2 separate regions of the Homo sapiens genome follow, and region 2 is linked to region 1. The links are chromatin loops, found by intact Hi-C in ENCODE. Cell type or tissue: dorsolateral prefrontal cortex. All regions are shown on one strand. Each heading gives the region's core, and the rest is flanking DNA. Links, peaks and the distances in the headings are about the cores only.

Region 1 (8,854 bases), core at 2,103-6,102:
GCAGGCTCCGCCAGCCTGGCTGGCTGTTCTTTCCTGCCAAGCCCCAGCTTCACTTCTGGGGGCAGGGGCTTCCTGGCTGTGGACTTCCTTGTCCATCCCCTGGTCAGTGCCGAGGGAGAGACGCTCACCCCTGTGCTCCTGGGACGGGCGGGAGGCCCGGACAGGCTATGATTCCCACGCCACCTGTGCTGGGAGAGCCCCTACTGTGTGTTCATTCCTCACATGATGTACTTGCCTGGAGGATTCCGCTCTGCACTTGGGGAGAGGGGTGAATAAGACCCGCCCCTGGCTGCAGGGAGCTTCTGCTGTGAGCAGGAGACAGGGAGGGCTGAAGGCTGTGCAGCACCCTGGTATGGGGTGAGTGAGGGTGCCTAGAGGGCGCCCACAGAAGGGGCTCCTGACTCGGACTGAGGGGCAGGGAGGTCTCCTTGGATGAAGGGGTGCCTGGGCTAGGGCTGCAGGCTGGCTGGCCCTTGCCAAGAGAGGACAAGAGGGAGCCATTCCGTGTAGAGGGCATAGTGGCTGCAAAGGCCTCAGGGAGCTGAGGGCATGTGGCGTGCTCTGGGTAGCACATGACTGAGTGTGCGCCTGGACTGGGCATCCGGGATGGGGTCACCAAGAGCCTCGTGGACGATGGAGAAGTTGCAAGGGGATTTGCTGATGGGCAGCCCTGCCCAGCAGCGACTCCACTGGGCTTGTTCCTTGTCCGTTCCTTGAACAAGTATGTATTGAGCTGACCTTGTCTGTGGGCACGGGGTGGTCGGGGGGGCAGGCATTCCTGGGAAAAAGCAAATGGGACGAAGGGGTGGGGGCTGCGTTTGCACAGGGGGCAGTGTCCAGCGTGGAGAGGTGGCGGCGTTTGAGAACGATGTGTGGGAGATAGCGGAGAACCCCAGGTGCTGGGTACCGGCAGCGCTGGCAGGATGTGACTTCTATTTTAAAGGAATCTCTTTGGCTGCTGTGCTGAGAATAGCCGGGGGCTGGGCACGGAGGTAGAGAGATAGCAAACGTCCGGCAGAGGTGGTGGCGCCGGACCACACTGGAGGTAGGGTTGGGGTCTGTGCGGCAGGATCTGCACAAGCATTGAAAGCAGAATCATCCTGGCTCCTGGCATCCTGGTCGATGGGGGCGTGGCGAGGACGGTCAAGGAATCCAGGACAATGCCACGAACTTGTACCTGGGAACCTGGAAAGATGGGGCTTCCACGGGGAGACCGCAGGACGTGAGGAGTTTGGTTTTGGACATGTGACGCCAAGACACGTTTGAAAACTCTGGTGGGGGTGACTAGTTGGCCACTGGACCCAAGAGTCTGGAGTCTGGAAGGAGACTGGGGCTGGAGGCAGAAAGAGGGGAGTTCGTGGCACACGGGGCACCCGAAGTCCCGTCGCAGGGGCCGGCCTGTCCCGTGCCTGTGAGGACTCTTTCTGGTGTAGATGCCGCCTTCTCCCTGCGACCTCACGTGGCCTTTTCTGTGCACCCCTGGAGAGAGACAGACAGAAACACAGAGAGGGAGACAGGGAGAGGAAGAGAGAGTGCATATCGCCCTGCTGTCTCTTCCTGTAAGGGCATCAATCCCATCCGATGAGGGTCCCTGTGACTTCACTGAACCTTAATAACCTACTTATAGGCTCCACCTCCAAATGCAGCTACACAGGGGGGTCAGGGCTGCAACATATGAAGTTGGGGAGGGGGCACAATTTAGACCCTAACAGGTGGTGATGGAGAAGAGCCAGGGTGCACCCCGGGTTCCCGCCACTGCGCCCAGGCAGAGAGGAGCACTGCCGGGGTGACGACCCAGCATCTGCCCAGCCTGGCCCCGCCCAGCCTGAGGCTGCTGGACCCTGGGCCTTGCCCAGACCGAGTGTCTGCCTGGCGGCTTCCGCAAATGAAGGGGTGTGTAGGGAGCGGGAGGACAGAGGAGGCAGCCTGGGCCGGGAAGCCCTGGGTGAAACACAGAGGGCAGCAGCCGGCTCGGGCAGGTGACCCCCTGGGCTTCCTGGAGGCACCGGCCTGGGAGTGGAGGGCCGGGCACAGGGAGGCAGTGGGGGTGCTGTGGCAGCACAGGACGGAGGGAGGGGTTGAATGTGTGGGGAGGGGGGTTGGGCATCTTGGTCACAGTTGCCAGCGAGGCCATAGGATGATTTACCAGGAAGACGAGGCTGTGCTGCCGCTGTCGGGGGCCAGCCCTCCCCGCGTGCCCGTCCCAACTGCTGTCTGCACATGGCTCCCCCTGTTTCCCTGTCTCCCTTCTGCCTCTCCAGAGCAGCTATCATCAGAGGGCCTTCTCAGGACCTCTCCTCTCCTCCCCGGCCCACACCCTTCTCCCCAGGCTCCAAGTCCCGCCTCTCTCAGCCCCTTCAATGCTCTTCTCCCCTCTCTGCCCCTCCCTGGGTGCCTCTGTACCCCATGAGGCTGGAAGCCAGCAGCCGGCAAGTCCCCCTCCTCATCTCGTCCGGGCAGCACCTAGAATTCTGTTGGGAGCTGCTGAGCCTGTGGAACATGGGGCCAGTTGCTGAGGACCGGGCAGCTTGGGGTGGGGCGTGGGTTCCTGGAACCCATGAGCCTCGTGGGCCACCCTCACGGGGCCTTCCGGCACCTGATCACTTCCTTCCCCTTCTCTCTCTCTGCCCTTGTCCCAAGGCCTCAAGGAGACCTCCCCACCACAGGAGGAGAGAGCATGGCTGCTGCCCCGGCCTCAGGCTTGCCAGGGGCCTGCGTCATCTTGCTTGGTCCTATGGTCATCTTGTTTGGTCCTATGGTGACCGCGTTCGGTGTGCCCCTGGGGTCCCGCATGCCCTGGTCAGGGGTCCATGTTCCTTGTGTCCTCAACTTCTGGGGCCCCCTCCTGTCACCCAATGCCAGCATGGGTCATTTGAGCCTCGCCTCCTGTCCAGGTGAGGCCCTGGGCCCTGTCCCTCCCCACATGCTTTCTTCAGGGGGAGGGGCTGAGAGCTGCTGTCCTGCCAGTGGCTGTGGTCCGTGGGCTCTGGAGAGGCCCCTAGGCTTGGCAGGCAGCCAGGCCCAGCCTCCTTCCACATTGAGGGGGCCATCCACTTCAAGCAGCCCCACTTCTGACACCAGCCTCAAGCGTAGAGGCTTCCAGAACCACTCTCAGGCCCGGTTGTTTGCTAGAGGACCTCGGAGCCCAGCAGTCATGGTTCTCACGCTCAGGGTTCATTACAGCTAAAAGACACAGGGTGGAACCAGCTGAGAGAAGCGGCCGCGGAGGTTAGGGCATGGAGGCCTGTAGGTTAGGGCACGGAGCATCCTGCCCTCTGCTGTGAAGCCAGGACGGTGTCATCTTCCTGGCACTGATGTTTGACAGCACCTGGGGAGGCTCACCCAGCAGGGAAGGCCCTCGACCCACCTGGGGAGGCTCACCCAGTAGGGAAGCCCCTCAACCCACCAGGGGAGGCTCACTCAGCAGGGAAGCCCCTGGGCCTCCATGCCCGAGTCTTCACCAGCTTCATCATGGCGGCTTGGGAGGTGTACATGGCTGACCTGAGTCTCCAGGCTTTCTAGAGGTCAGCTGATCCCGTGAGACCCCAGACCAGCCCCCACATCACATTGTTACTTCCTGGCTAGACGAAGACCCTGAGTAAATAAAGACACTCATCAGTAAGCCGTTCCAGGGGCTTAGACATCCTGTCCTAGAAGCTGAGGGCAGAGGCCTGACCCTCCTGTGGCAGGGGTGAGATTCCTCACAGCAAGGCCTCTTTCCTCCACCCTCCCCTCGGGTGGCCGAGCTCTTCAGCTGCAGAGCAGTGGCTGGGAGGCAAGCGGTTCCCGTGCACTTCCCTCCCCTAGGCCTGCCCTGCCTGCTAACAGTGGTGCCATGGAGACCCCTGTGAGAATGTGGACCCCTTCTCCTGGGTTGGGATGGGGGCAGACCTAGGTGCTGGACAGAGCCTGGACATGGCTGTGGAGGGAGAAGGTCCCAGGGGACTCTAGCAGGCTGGCTGGCAGAGGACTCCGCCCAGCAGCCCTGGGGCCGCTGACTCACACTTTCCTCCCATGCTCCCTTCGTGGGTGGGGGCGTTCTAATTGGGAGTCCCTGACTTGGTGCTGCACATATGTTCTGAGAAACTTGTAGATAAACAAGTATTTTTAAAAATGGCAGTAGATTTGAAATGCACTCAGAAACTTTCCATTTCCACGTTAAAGGGACCTTTTGTAAAGTGACTCACCAGCCAATTTGTGTTTTTTAAACATCAGATTTGCCTAAAAGGAGGCACACCTGTTAACCATCTTTTGTGTGTGTGTGTGTGTGTGTGTGTGTGTGTGTGTGTGTGTGTGTGTATGAGACGGAGTCTTGCTCTGTTGCCCAGGCTAGAGTGCAGTGGCATGATCTCAGCTCACTGCAACATCCGCCTCCCAGGTTCAAGCGATTCTCCTGCCTCAGCCTCCTGAGTAGCTGGGATTACAGGAACACGCCGCCATGCCTGGCTAATTTTTTGTATTTTAGTAGAGACGAGGTTTCACCGTGTTGCCCAAGCTGGTCTCAAACTTCTGAGCTGAGGCAGTCTGCCTGCCTCGGCCTCCCAAAGTGCTGGGATTACAGGCATGAGCCACCGCGCCCGGCCCCTGTTAACCATCTTACAGCATTCATAAGTCTGCTCTTGGAGAGGATGCCAAGACACCAGGGCGCCCAGAACTCACACAAGCAGCCCTGCCTTTGATTTCATTGGTGCTTTGTGTGTTTCAAAATGCTTTCCTATTTTTCATTGCGTATGATCTCACAACCACATTGTGAGGGGGACTGCAGGTGGGAGGTGGGTATCACTTCTCCCGTTTAGAGGTGAACGTGCTGAGGTCTGGAGATGAAGGGGCTTCTCCAAGATTGCCCTGTGTAAAAGTGGCAGAGCTGCAGGCGTTTGTGAACCTCGGAGCGCCTGAGCGCCTCTGAATTTTGTGCACACGTGTGTGTACATGCACACAGGCAACCATTGTGAGCACTGGGTGGTCCTCGTTGCCTGCTATGCACTTCCGAAGCTCCTGTTTGACCTCCTGCATCTGCAAGAACCCTGCCAAGACGTAGGTCTTGGCAGTGGTGAGGCGTTGGCTCATCTTTGGTTTTCTGGAAACACCTCTGATGATGGACATTTTCAGGAGAAAGGTTGGCACAGGAGAGCACAGAGCAGTGGGTGGCACCCCAACATGGGGAGAGGCCTCTCACGGGGAAAAGGCATCTTAGCAACTCGAGAGACAGATGAGCCATTCCCAGCCACGTATGCCTGAAACATCCATACACACATGTGTGCACAGGCATGGCCGGGCAGCCCACAGAGGTGAGGAGGGGGCGTGGGGAAAAATGAAATCATGGATAATTGCTTAGCTGCCATGGGAATGTTGCCTGCTAATTTACAGCATTAGGAGGACTCAGGATGCCACGCTTCCTCCTGAGCTTGGACGATACGGTCCCTTGACACCAGCAGACGTAATTATCCACATTTAACTGAGGGCTTGTAAAATCTATTTGTCTAGCAGAATGTGAATATAATTGCTATAGATTAAATAAGGATACATTTGTAGCTGGGTGGTGACCCAGTCTGAGCTAGCACAGACAAGGGTGCCATCTCCTCAAACCTACTGCCTGGTACCAGGCTGCATGGGAAGGGGCTGGGTCTTCCGTGCCATGTCCTCCCTCACTTTTTGGGAAGGAATTCCTCTCCCAAACCTCCTTCTCAAGCAGCAAGTCTAAGGAGAGTGGATTTGCCACCCAGACTTGGGGGATGCCAGGGCACTTGGCACAGCCACATCCATCCCTCTCTGTCTTGGTCTTAGTCTGCCACTTCCTGATTTTCTCCCAGACCTCCTTGCCAAGAAGCATCCCTGAGCTGGGATGCTGCCCTGAGACTTGGCCCCACGACTGACCACCTTCACATGTCTGGGCATCTATGTCTGTGCCTTTCTTCTTGCTCTTGGCCAGAGGCCGCAGGCTCTTGGCTGACACACACGGCTTTCTCGCGTGGCACGGTGTGAATCCTTCTTTATGAAATTGTTCAAGGAGATTATCTAGTGGAGGGAAAATTGGGGGCAGGTACCTTTCTTTTGCTGTAGGAAGAACGTGGCCAACTTTTAGTGTGGGAAACGTGTGTGCACGCGTGTGCATGGGTGGGTGTGCAAGGAGGGAGGACTAGGCAGCTGGATGGAACACATACATCCCTGCGATTGGAAAAAACTTTTTGTCGTTGTGGTAAAATATGCATAACATAAAATGTACCATCTTAACCATTTTTAAGTGCACTGTTCAGTGGCATTAAGTACATTCATCTTGTTGTGCGGCCATCACCATCCATCTCCAGAATGTTCTCATCTTTCTAACCTGAAGCTCTGTCCCCAGGAAACACGAAGCCCCCTTCCTATCTCCCCAGCCCCTGGCATCTCCATTCTCCTTTCTGTCTCTGAATCTGATGACTCTAAGGACCTCACATGAGTGGACTCACACAGGATTTGTCCTGTTGTGACCAGCTTACTTCACTCAGCGTCATGTCCCCAGGGTTCTCCCATGTTGTGTGTGTCAGAATTTCCTCCCATTGTAAGGCTGGTCATATTCCCTCTATGCATGGAGCATGTTCTGTTTCTCCATTCGTCCATCCGTGGACACTGGGCTGCCGCCCCGTGTGGCTATTGAGAGTGATGCTGCCGTGAACACGAAGTGCACTTCTCAGTTGGAGTTGCGGCTCTCAGTTCTCTTGGGGCTGTACCCAGGAGCAGGGTTGCTGACCATATGGCAATTCCATCTGATTGTTTAAGGAACCGCCAAACCTTCCTTTTCCGCAGCAGCGGCGCCATCTTCCATTCCCACCAGCAATGCATGAGGGTTGCAACTTCCCCACACCCTCGCCAATGCCTTGTTATTTTCTGTGCTTTTGATAGCAGCCATCCTTATGGGTGTCGGGCAGCCCATTGGCTTGTAGTCAGGACTCTTCCCTGCCTGGTTGGGCATGTTCCTCTGAGAAAGAAAGGCCGTGGGGAACAGCTACTTTTCAACATCCAGGGACAAGCCAGGCCGCTGGTGCTCTCTGGAAGGGATTGTGACAGGGCCAGGGGTGTCCTCTCTGATGTCCTCAAGAACTGCAGAGCCAGGCCCCTTCTTTCCTGAGAGCTTCAGCTGAGGCACCCCTGAGCAGGAGTGAGTATTCTGCCTCTGACCAGGGGTTTTGGGAGAGGCTGAGGGGCTGAGAGACTCTTACGGGGAGCAAGGAGAAGCTTCTCTGCCTCTGTTATCTTCTCTCCTCTCCCCCAGGCTGTGCAGATGACATAGGCACAGTCACAGCCACTTCTCCCCTTTCCTGCCATCCTGGCAGAACACCTGGCTGCCCCTTCCACCCTGCCAGGAGAGATGTGCCCCTTATGCAGAGCTGGGGAGAGCGGCAGGGACAGGGTGGGGCCGCCTTTCCACTCCCTGCCATGCGAACCCTGCTGCAAACCATGCCAAGGGGCCTGGGGCTTACCAGGCAACTGTGGTATTCCTCGGATGCGGGTAAGGAACATGGGTCCTGCCCAACCTGCCAGCCAGGTGCAGCCAGCAGGAGGGAGAGCCGCATCCCCAAAACAGCACATCCCCTGGGCCCACAGTTTGCCCTGCAGACTTTCATGGCAAGGGGGCTGCTCTATTTGTGTTGCTTTAGATTCTAAAGGTCACAAAACAGCCAGCTGCGCTTGTCAGTACCAAGGGGTCAGCAATCGAGGCAGATAGATCCAAGGGGCTGCTGAAGCCTGAGTGGCAGCCCCATCCCAACCTGGAGGGGTGGGTGCGGGGGAGGGCCGGCCTCCACTTCTCCTGCAGCTTCTCTCCCCACAGGAGGCTACTGGGATTGGCCCCAGGGTTCACCTGCTGGCCCCCGTGGGAGAGCAAGTGTCTTCGCTCTCTCTGGTCACGCCATCGCAGGGGCCACACCAGAAGTGCTGGGCCACGTCGCTGTCTTGGATCCTGGAACCATTGGGCGTCCTTGATGGATAGTGGGGGCTGACAGTGAGAATGGGGACTGTGGTGCTATCCTTGCCCTATACTATGCCTAGCAGGAGAGCTGGCGGGTCTGCTAGGGAGGAGGCTTTGGGCTTGGCGGTGGGCAGAGCAGGAAGGGCTGGTTTGGCAGGGGCCATGGCCAAAGCACCTCAGACCAGAAGAGGGAGGGAGCTCTGGGTGCAGTAACTGCTCCCAGGTCCACTCCTTGACCGAGGGTTGCAGGTGATTCCAGCTGCTCCCGGGGAGGATTCCAGCTGTCCTTTGGCCCTCCCAGGTGAGCTGAGACCTGTCCGTGCAGGTGGCAGCCCTTGGCCTTGTGGGGGCACCTGTGGGCAGCCCTGCCCTGCCTGGGGGTGCTGGAAGGACTCCGTTGCACCACATGGACCCTGGAGTGCAGGCGAGAGGAAGAGGCGGCGGCAGAAGGAGGCAGCGCAGGCATGGCCTTTTCCAGCCTCCTCCTGGAATTCTGGGGCCCATGTCAGTGGAGAGGGGAGCAGAGACTCTCAGAGTCTGGGGGCGTCTGCAGGTGAGGAGGTGGGAGGGGCCTGCTCCAGTGTGTGGGCTCCCCTGGGGTCTGCGGCATGCTCAGAGACCCCTGCAGTCCCTCTCCCTTCCTCCACAGCCCCAGCACATGCAGGCTGCCATTTGCAGAGACCCCTCCTTATGACCCACACAGACTCTGCCTCCCCCAGGGCCCAGATGAAAGAAGAGTTTCACCTAAACGTCAGGCAGGGAGCCGACTCCGCCCCAGCCCCTCCCTCCGAGGACCTGCTCCCTGTGTGCCCATCGTAACTGAGCCGCATGCAATTGTGTGACTGTCCTGCCACTTGGCCATCTAGCTGCCCGCCCTGGTGGCCCCAGGAGCCGGCAGAGTGGCTTTGG
Region 2 (8,854 bases), core at 2,914-6,913, 58 kb before region 1:
GGTGGGGTCGGGGAGGCATGCGCCTGTGTGGAGGGATGGCCAGGAAGCCAGTGGGGCTGCAGGGGAGAGAGGGAGTATACTAGGAGAGGGAGCCAGACTGCCGAGAGCCCCAAAGGCAAAGGGGGTTGACCGTGAAGCTGTCTATGAGCGCACGGCCCCCATGTGAGACCTCGTATGTTATTTTCTTAGGAAGTCCCCAAATCACAGAAGCCAGATTCACCTGGCTTGCAGGCCACTGAAGCAACTTTAAGTGTTTCTTCCAAATGACACAGGACACCAGTGGAAGGCTGTGTCACCAGATCAGGACAGTGACATCATCTGATGAATATTTTTAAAAGAGAGGGACAAAGTAGCTGGGAGAGTGCGGACAGTGGTGGGTCCTGGAATCTAGGCTGGGTGGGGGAGGAAGCAAGAGCGGGCGGTAGTGGGAAAGGCGATGGGGAGGGGCCAGCGTGGTGGGGTGGAAGAGTCCCTGGGATTGGGGGACCATTGCAAGCGGGCTGGGAGAGGGGCGGACCCTGGGATGGACTGCACGGTGGCTGTTTGGCAATAGGGTCCTAATGATGTGTTTTCTGCAAGTTTCCTTTTACTCCCCTGGGGCATAAAAAGCAAAGTGCCCTTTGGAGGGTGCTGATCCCTCAATCCCTCGATCCCTGGTGGCAAACAGTTGGCTTTGAAGCTGCCCCCTCCCTGGTTTATTAATACCAAATGTTTGTTTTAGATCAAAAGGAAGATGTTTTCTTCAAAGGCAATTTTTTTACTTGCTTTTTTCCCCCTGCAGGTTGAAATTCTGCCTCTGAGAAGCTAACAGTCTTCCTGTGGTCGCCACTCCTCCCCAGCAGCCCCCTCCTTGCCAAGGACGGTCCAGAAGGAGCCCCACTGGGGCCTCCCCGCTCAGCAAAGCAGACCTCACCTCCCACTACCAGGTAAGGCGGCCCCACCTGTCCGCCATGCCCATCCCCAGAGTTTGCATTTGTGGAGGAAATACGTTTTAATGCGGTGATTTGATTTTCCAGCAAGGGTTGTGGGGTAGGGGCGTTCTGTGCTGCTCTCTATAGCTTTCAAGTCATGGTGTCTTTGTGGAGTAGGAGGGGGAACATCGACGGACGCCCAAGAAGGTATGGGGTAGAATTTTTAAGGAGTGACCGCTCTTTGTACCTCGAAGCCCATCAGCCTGGCTGCGGGGCAGTTAGTCCTGGAAGGAGGGTGGGCGGGGTGTGGGGTCCACTGTCTGGTGTCAACAAAGATGCCATAGAGTCCAAAGTCAGGGCCTGACCCTCCCCTGCACGGTTCGTGTTCTGCTGCCCAGATTGCTCCGCGGCTCAGGGAGGGCCCTGAAGCCTTCCTGTGGCTCTAGAGGGGACGGCATGATGCCTCTGTTCCCACCCCGAGAGGGTGACTGCCGTTCAGCTCTGACACTAACCGCCGGAGTCAGCGTCAGACTCCACAGGGTTTGGGCCAAGTGCTCTGTAAGATGGCTCTCACTTCGAATGCAAGCTGCCAGGGTCACCTGCACTTGTGACCAGTGGCAAATTCAGAGGTTCCCAGGACCCCTCAGTTTTGATAATTTGCTACAGTTCACAGAACGACAGCAACAAAAAAGCACTACACTAAAAATGACAGTTGTATGACAGTCGTATGATACACACAGGTTGAGTTCGGAGCATCCACACCCATTCCCCATGGTGTTAGGATGCACCACCCTGCTGGTTCACCCACAAGTTCACCAACCGCAAGCTCCCCGAGCCACGTGACTGAGCTGTCTCTAGCCCTCTCTGCTCCCCTGAGGTGGGGAGTGAAATTTCCAACCCTCTAATCACGTGCACGGCCAGCCTCACACTTGAAGCTTCCTACGGGTCCCTGTGAGTTGCCAGGTCAGCACACGGTCAGGTGTGGTCAGGAGTGGCTTTTTATGAATAACAGAAGACACTCCTATCCCTTGGAAACCCCAGCAGTTTTAGAGATCACCTCCCAGGAACCAGGGACAGACACCAGGTGAATTCTTTCTTAAACCCCCATGAGGTTCAGTGCAGCCCCATTCCCTGCTGATAGACAATGCAAAGCTGTGGGTCAGCGACCCCCAGGCAGGGAGGACTGGAGCCCTGAAGCCTGCAGGCAGGCTTTGCATGATGACCCACTGTAGGCTGAGCAGATGATGCCGACGAGAACCCTGGACAAAGAGACCAGAGGCCCGGACACAGGCTGGTCTCTCCAATACCCATCAAAAGATGCTCTTTCCAGAGTTTGCAGAATTGGAAGTCTCTATGCACAGTCTGGGTGCTTCTCCAGGCGTGCACTGCTTGCTTCTCTCTGGTGAAGGCCATGGGTGCTCTTCTCTGCTCCAGGGCTCCTTGGGGTCTTCTTGCCGTAGCTCATCCATCCAGACTGCCCTACATTGTTCATTCCACAACCTTGAGCCCCCGATGTGCTGAGCCCTGTTTGGGGTGCTGGAGACGCAGTGGAGACAAGGTCAAGTTCTGGCCCTCATGGTGTTTATATTTTAGCAGGGACATGGCGAATAAATGTATGTCAGGCGCCATAACGCTGTGAAGATAAATGCAGTGCATTAAGACCACGGGGAATGGTGGGGGCTGCAGTTGCCCAGGACAGAAGGGCAGGCCCCGGTGCTGATGTTGTGAGCCAAGACAGAAGGAAGGGAGGGAGGACCCCAGGATGTCTGAGGGGAGAGTGTTCCAGACAGAGGGAATGGCCAGTGCCAAGGCGCCGAGGCAGCAACGTGTGGGCATGCTGGAGAAGTAGCAGGAGGGGCTGGCATCACGGGGTCCGGGGGCTGTGCAGGTGGAGGAAGGAGATGACGAAGAGGGTCCAGGGCTGGATGCAGAGGCCTTTAGGTTGGGACTGAGGACTTTGGATTTTGTCTTAAGGGTGGTGGGAGCCACTGCAGGGCTCTGAGTGAGGGATTGAATGGCCTGAGACATACAAAGGTGTCTCTGCCTTCTGTGAGGGGGACAGAGTGGAAGCAAGGGACAGCTGACGAGCGAGCCCACTGTCGCACTCTATCCCTGGGAGCACTGGCTCTGCCATGGACCCGGGAGGAGAGGAGTGGTGGATCTGGGCCCATGTCTGAGATAAACCCTTAAACAACTCCCCTCCTCTGCTGAAACGGCTGTCACCCCATTCCGTAAACCATCAGGGGCCCCCTCGGGGAGCCCAGATAGGAAGGCCACACACCCCAGCCTGTATGGGACAGAGAAGCAGCAATGTGACTGTTTAGAGGGCAGGAATCCCACTGCTCTTTCTGGCTCTTTCTGTCCTGGGGCTCCCTGCAGTGTCGCTGTGAAGGCAGCACTGGTGTGCCATCCACTACGGCTCCTGGTCAGGTCGCTCTGTGCCAAGATCACTGTGCTTGCAGGCTGTCTGAGAAAATGAGTATAGGGCACGAGGTTTGGGGCTGGCCTCAGTGCAGGACGAGAGACCCCCTGAGATCATGCTCTGTCTCTGGAACCTCAGACGCCTAGTTCCAAGAAGATGCGTGCAGCTCTGTCCCTAGGGGAGGGCCCTGACGTACAGACATCCTGCAGGCCGTGACGGTAGCACCATCTCCCATGCTCCTCTGAAAATGCCACTTCCTGCTGCCTCCAAGAAGGAGGTTGCGGGGCCCAGCCTCACCTTTCTGTGGGTCTGAGAACCTGTGTCCCCCAAATAGGTAAATCCTCGGGGTCATCAACAGTGAAAGTACAAGACCAGCCCACCCCCGAGGGAGCGTCTGGGAAGTCCAGGGTTGGTGGGGTCACCCCACAAGCTCTTTTGGACCTGAGCTGCTTCCCTCGGTGTGTTCACTGTCCAGCCCCTTGTTGATTCCAAAGGTGTGCTCTGAATTGTGAAGTGAGGAATCTGCCTTTCAGAGTCTTCCTTTTCTAAAAGGGTGAGGTCAAGGGGAGAGAAGGAAGCCCCTCTGAGAGGAAGCCCCTCAGAGCAAGGAGCAATGCAGTCTGAGGCCTGCGTGTGGCTTTGAATCTCTGCCTGTCTTTTATTCACCTTCAGGATGGTGGATGGCGGGTGTCTGAAGGAAGAGGGCCATGTACACACATCTGAGGTCAGGTGTGCCTGTAGACACCCTCCTGCCCCGCGAGCTCCTGGGTTCTCCCTGCAGCCTGGACATGGGCTTCAGAGAAGGGGCCGCCAAAACCACCCCTTGGGCTACCAGAGCTCTGGCATGTGGATGCCGTCCATGGCCCAAAGGAATGTGACTAGAGGAAGGGGCTTCCTAAGAGGGACTTGGAGAACAGTGATGGAGAAACCCGGGCAGGGAAAAGCCTGCAGGAGCTTTTGCCCCAGTGAGGCGGGCTGGCCTTTCTGATTCAGGAATGGCCTTGGCAAGGAGCCCTTCGACCGAGACTCCCCATCACTGCAGGCGAGTCCTTGCTTCAAAGGAGAGTGTGGGGAGGAAGCAGTTTCCTCCTAGGACATTGCCTCAGCCCTGGTTCATTGCCTCTGCCTCGGAAAGGGTCCTGTCAATTAGATCCCGTTTTAAAGCTCATCCCTTTAACTATGGATTCAATTTGGGTTTTACTGTATAGTAAATTCTAAGTCCTTATTAAAAACATGGATGCTGCAAAACGAGATTTGTCTGTTACATGCAGTGGCTGAGGCCTGGAGCAGATGGGTCTTTCAGGTCCACAGGGAAGAGATGGGCCTGAGCAAAAACTCCAGAGGAGGGTCATCTGCTCCTCCAACCCTGACCCTTCCCTTCCTTTCCCCTCCCCTTCACCACTCTCATGGGATAACCTGAATTTTCCTAAACCACATTGCTGTTCGTTGTTGGGGTCACACAGAGGAGCCAAGGAATGTGGCCGGTTGTCTCTTCTCTAGATGTTTTTGGGGATGGGGGAGCATCTTTGTTCTGGAGCTGAGAGATAAACAAAGTCTTCTGCCCTGATGCAGACAGCATGAGATGGGAGCGGGTGCTGCCGCGCATGCCATGGGGCTGAGTGTGAGCCTGCCGTGATGAGATGGGAGCGGGAGCTGCCGCACACGCCATGGGGCTGAGTGTGAGCCTGCCGTGGTAGTGCAGCTTACACTATCCAAACTCATCCATCCACCCCGGCCCCCACCCTCAGGGACGCACCCATGAGCGGCAACACATGACTTCCCATAAATCATCTCCAAATGAGCGTGCTTCCTGCACTCATCCATCACGCCCGTCTCTTGTCTGCTTGTTTTTAAAAGCTGTTAAACTGGAATCCATCACACGGGGAGCATGGCACCCTTGAGGGCTGAGCCGAGACACAGGCTGCCCGCATGAGCCGTGGGAACGTGCGTGGGGCTTCCTGGAGCACATGAGCGTTGCTTGGCAGCGGGGAGAGGGGGATCATGGCTTCATTTAGTTATACCAGAAGCGGATGGGACGTTGCTCCCAGGCTTGCAGTGAATGCATTCCTTTTGCAGGAGCTCGTCCTAGGTGCTCCTGGGTGGAACAGGCGGTGCCCAGCTGAAGGACGTTGCTGGGGTCTCTCCTTCCTACAGGGGCATCTTATTTCCTTCTTGGATCCAATATTTTAATGAGAAGACTTTAGTTTGAGCCAGTCTTTGGAGACTTGGGTCCTAAAAACTTCTGTGATTCCTTTTCTATTAAGAAATGTATTTGGAAAATATTTAGGAAGGATGCCAGGCTCAGCCACTTCAGTCCCTCATTCTGATCCTGCCTAATTCTGCCACCCTGCCCCTTTGCTTGTTCACCACCAGAGCAAGCTCTGAGGATGTCCCTGTGAGAAAGAGGACATGAGACAAGGACCTGGGGCCCCACTCCATTGCTTCTGTTTCACCCTTTTTTCCTACTCCTCCTCCTCTTTTTTTTTTTCCGGTGACGGAGTTTCGCTCTGTCGCCCAGGCTGGAGTGCGATGGGGCGATCTCAGCTCACTGCAAACTCCGCCTCCCGGGTTCACGCCATTCTCCTGCCTCAGCCTCCCAAGTAGCTGGGACTACAGGCGCCCGCCACCACGTCTGGCTAATGTTTTGTATTTTTAGTAGAGACGGGGTTTCACCGTGTTAGCCAGGATGATCTCGATCTCCTGACCTCGTGATCCACCTGCCTTGGCCTCCCAAAGTGCTGGGATTACAGGTGTGAGCCACCGCGCCCTCTTTTTTTTTTTTTTTTTTTAATTTATCTTTATTTATTTTTTTTTGAAACGGAGCCTTGCTCTTTCACCCAGGCTGGAGTGCAGTGGCGCGATCTCAGCTCACTGCAACCTCTACCTCCTGGGTTTAAGAGATTCTCCTGCCTCAGCTTCCCGAGTAACTGGGATTACAGGCGCCCACCACCACGCCTGGCTAATTTTTGTATTTTTAGTAGAGACGGGGTTTCACCCTGTTGGCCAGGCTGGTCTCGAACTCCTGACCTCAAGTGATCCACCCACCTAGGCCTCCCAAAGTGCTGGGGTTACAGGGTGAGCACCTTCCTCCTCCTCCTTTTCTTCTTCTTCCTCTTCCGTCTCCTTTTCCTCTTTCTCCTCTTTCTTCTTTTTTCTCTCCCCCTACTTCTTTCCTTTCTCATTCCCCCTCCTCTTCCTCCTTCTCTGTCTCTGTCTGTCTCTCTCTGTCCCCGCCACCCCACTGAGGAATTGTGTGCACTTCAGGCTTTTCTGCACTTTCTTTTCCAGACCCCCTAATTCTGCCACCCTGCCTCTGCCTATCCTCTCTATCATCTGGTTCCTTCTCTGCAGTTCTGGTGACTTGGCAGTCACCACTTACCCCTCACAGGGGTCGGAGAGGAGATGAGAAGACATCAGAGATGCCTTATCCCCTCTTTCCTTTCCCCTTCAAGGGGAAACATGTGGCTGGAATCCTTCACACGCCCTGAACTGACTGGCGTGGGGTTTGCCTCCAAGAACTCTTTGTCTCTAGACAGATGTCACAGACCTCAGTGGCATTTGTGATATTTTGTCCCATCTGCTTTTGGCTTTGCCTCTATCCTTTTCTTTGCCCTATACTTGTTGGCTGAAGGATAAAACTGCTTTTTGGCACTGGTGTGACATTTTTTAAAAAAATAGAAAAACGGGCCAATATTTTTCCTTGGTGACTTTAGAGCTCTGTGAGTGAGCAGCGGAGGAGACTGGGCGGGTCGCAGAGGGCGCTGTGGGCGAGTTCCCCAGGACACCGCTCCCAATTAGAGCCCATTAGTCACTCCGTGTGTTAAAGCATTAAGAACAATTAAGGGTGAGAAGAGCTTCCAGATGTAGTTCCAGCGCTGGAGCGGGAAGGGAGGGCCCTGCCGCTGCTCCCCAGATGGAAATAATCCAAGGAGAGGAGCCAGCAGGGCCTGGTCCTCAGGGTGTCAGTGGCCCCCAGAGCACAGGGTGTCAGGTGCAGCCCCCAGGACAGTCAGCCTGGCCAGTGGGGCTGGAAATTCAGATCATCTGGGTCGGTGTCCCGTGACTGCCATCACAGAATGCCACAGACTGGGTGGCTTCTCACGATAGCTCTTCGTTCTCACCAATTCCTGGAGGCCAGGATCCAAAATCAGGAGGGCAGCGGGGTTGCTTCTCAGGGAGAAACTGTCCCACACACGGAGGCCTTTCTCCTGGCTCTGGGGGCCACTGGCCATCCTCTGTGGGCCTTGGCTTATAGATGCACTGTCAGTCCAGTCTCTGCCTCCATCATCATGAGGCAACCCCACCCCCATGCCTGTGTATCCTGTCGCGCACGACCTTCCTGTGTGTGTGTGCATTTGTGTGTGTACATGTGTGCACGCATGCATGTGTGTGCACCTGTGTGTTCTCATTCCCCTCCTCTTCTAAGGACACCAGTCATTGGATCGGGGCCCACCTCTTACCTTCATCACATCTGCAAAGACCTTATTTCCAACTAAGGCCACATTCCCAGGTCCTGGGGGTTAGGGCTGGAACATGTTTTGGGGGGACATGATTCCACCCACTGTATCCTCCAAGGCTGCCAGGGAGGAAGATGAACCCAGGCACTATGACTCTACAGCCCACGACTCATCCTGAGGTGTCCCCTGACCCTCGGCCCTGATCTCACCCAGACACTGAGATGCTCTGGAAAAGAACCATCCCTTGGCTGATTTTAAGACAATGATAAGAAGGTATGCAGGCTGAGCGGTAAAACCAAGGCCAGAATGACTGGAGCTGTAAGAGTGGACATTGGAAGAACCCCAGGACCCCAGGTCAGAAGGCCGTCCACAGACCTAGTGGAGAGGGAGGCACCTGGAACGATGAGCTGAGATCATTCTCTGTCCCCCACCCACTTCCCACCTCCCACTGCTGAGATCGGACTTGAGAACAAACTAAGAATTAAAAGCCAGACCCCAAATCTAAACCTAAAAATAAACAGTTCGTGCTGCAAGTTTTGGGCGCACACTTTTGTCACAGGAGAGAGAAACTGGAGTCTTGCTCTGCCTGTGGGAGAGGGAGGCGTTGTAGAGCTGGGCCAGGAGAGGGGAGCCTGTGAGGTCTCTCCAGGGGGCTCTTGAGGTGTGGAAGGAATGAATTGGAAGGAAAGGTAGGAGTCAGGCCCAAGAAACAGAGGGAAAAAGAGACCTCTGGGGAGAGAGGGATGTGGACACATTTTTGGGTGGGCACGGGTGCTGAAGTTAGTGATGCGTGGGGCTCTGGTGGTGAGGCAGGCCAGTGGGCGGGCAGCAGGGACTGAGTCAGGTGGTGATGGTGGAGGTAAGAGTCCAGGGCTGGGGGAGACCCATGAGGACTTTAGGAAAAGGAACTAATGGCACCAGGGAATGAGGGGGAATGGAAGCAGAAAATAGATCCTGGGTACACGCTGCACTGAAGTTCACGGATACAAAAGTCAAATGTGAGTGAGGTGACCTTCTGCACAGACTTTGCTCCCTGTGTTCCCTCTGCATGCACAGCCCATCCT

The links. Peaks named below come from ENCODE experiments on the same cell type or tissue, not always from the same donor. Only the 100,000 strongest peaks of a DNase experiment are listed, where the experiment ranks them.
Region 2: it touches region 1 in a loop (3-fold over the local background); 1 of 110 quality-filtered maps calls a loop at or near these places.

The regions. Positions count from the first base shown.
Region 1 is chr17:79,415,574-79,424,427 of GRCh38, reverse strand. All of the region lies in intron 2 of RBFOX3 (RNA binding fox-1 homolog 3), which reads left to right. Among named protein-coding and RNA genes, the nearest start is that of RBFOX3, 190 kb to the left of the region's middle. In dorsolateral prefrontal cortex, for the core only: no CTCF peak of the experiment used is centred there; a DNase peak (open chromatin) is centred at 4,007; H3K27ac peaks cover 2,690 bases.
Region 2 is chr17:79,474,526-79,483,379 of GRCh38, reverse strand. It overlaps RBFOX3 (RNA binding fox-1 homolog 3), which reads left to right. Exons shown (of 15, transcript NM_001350451.2): 2 at 782-926. Among named protein-coding and RNA genes, the nearest start is that of RBFOX3, 130 kb to the left of the region's middle. In dorsolateral prefrontal cortex, for the core only: no CTCF peak of the experiment used is centred there; a DNase peak (open chromatin) is centred at 5,271; H3K27ac peaks cover 2,634 bases.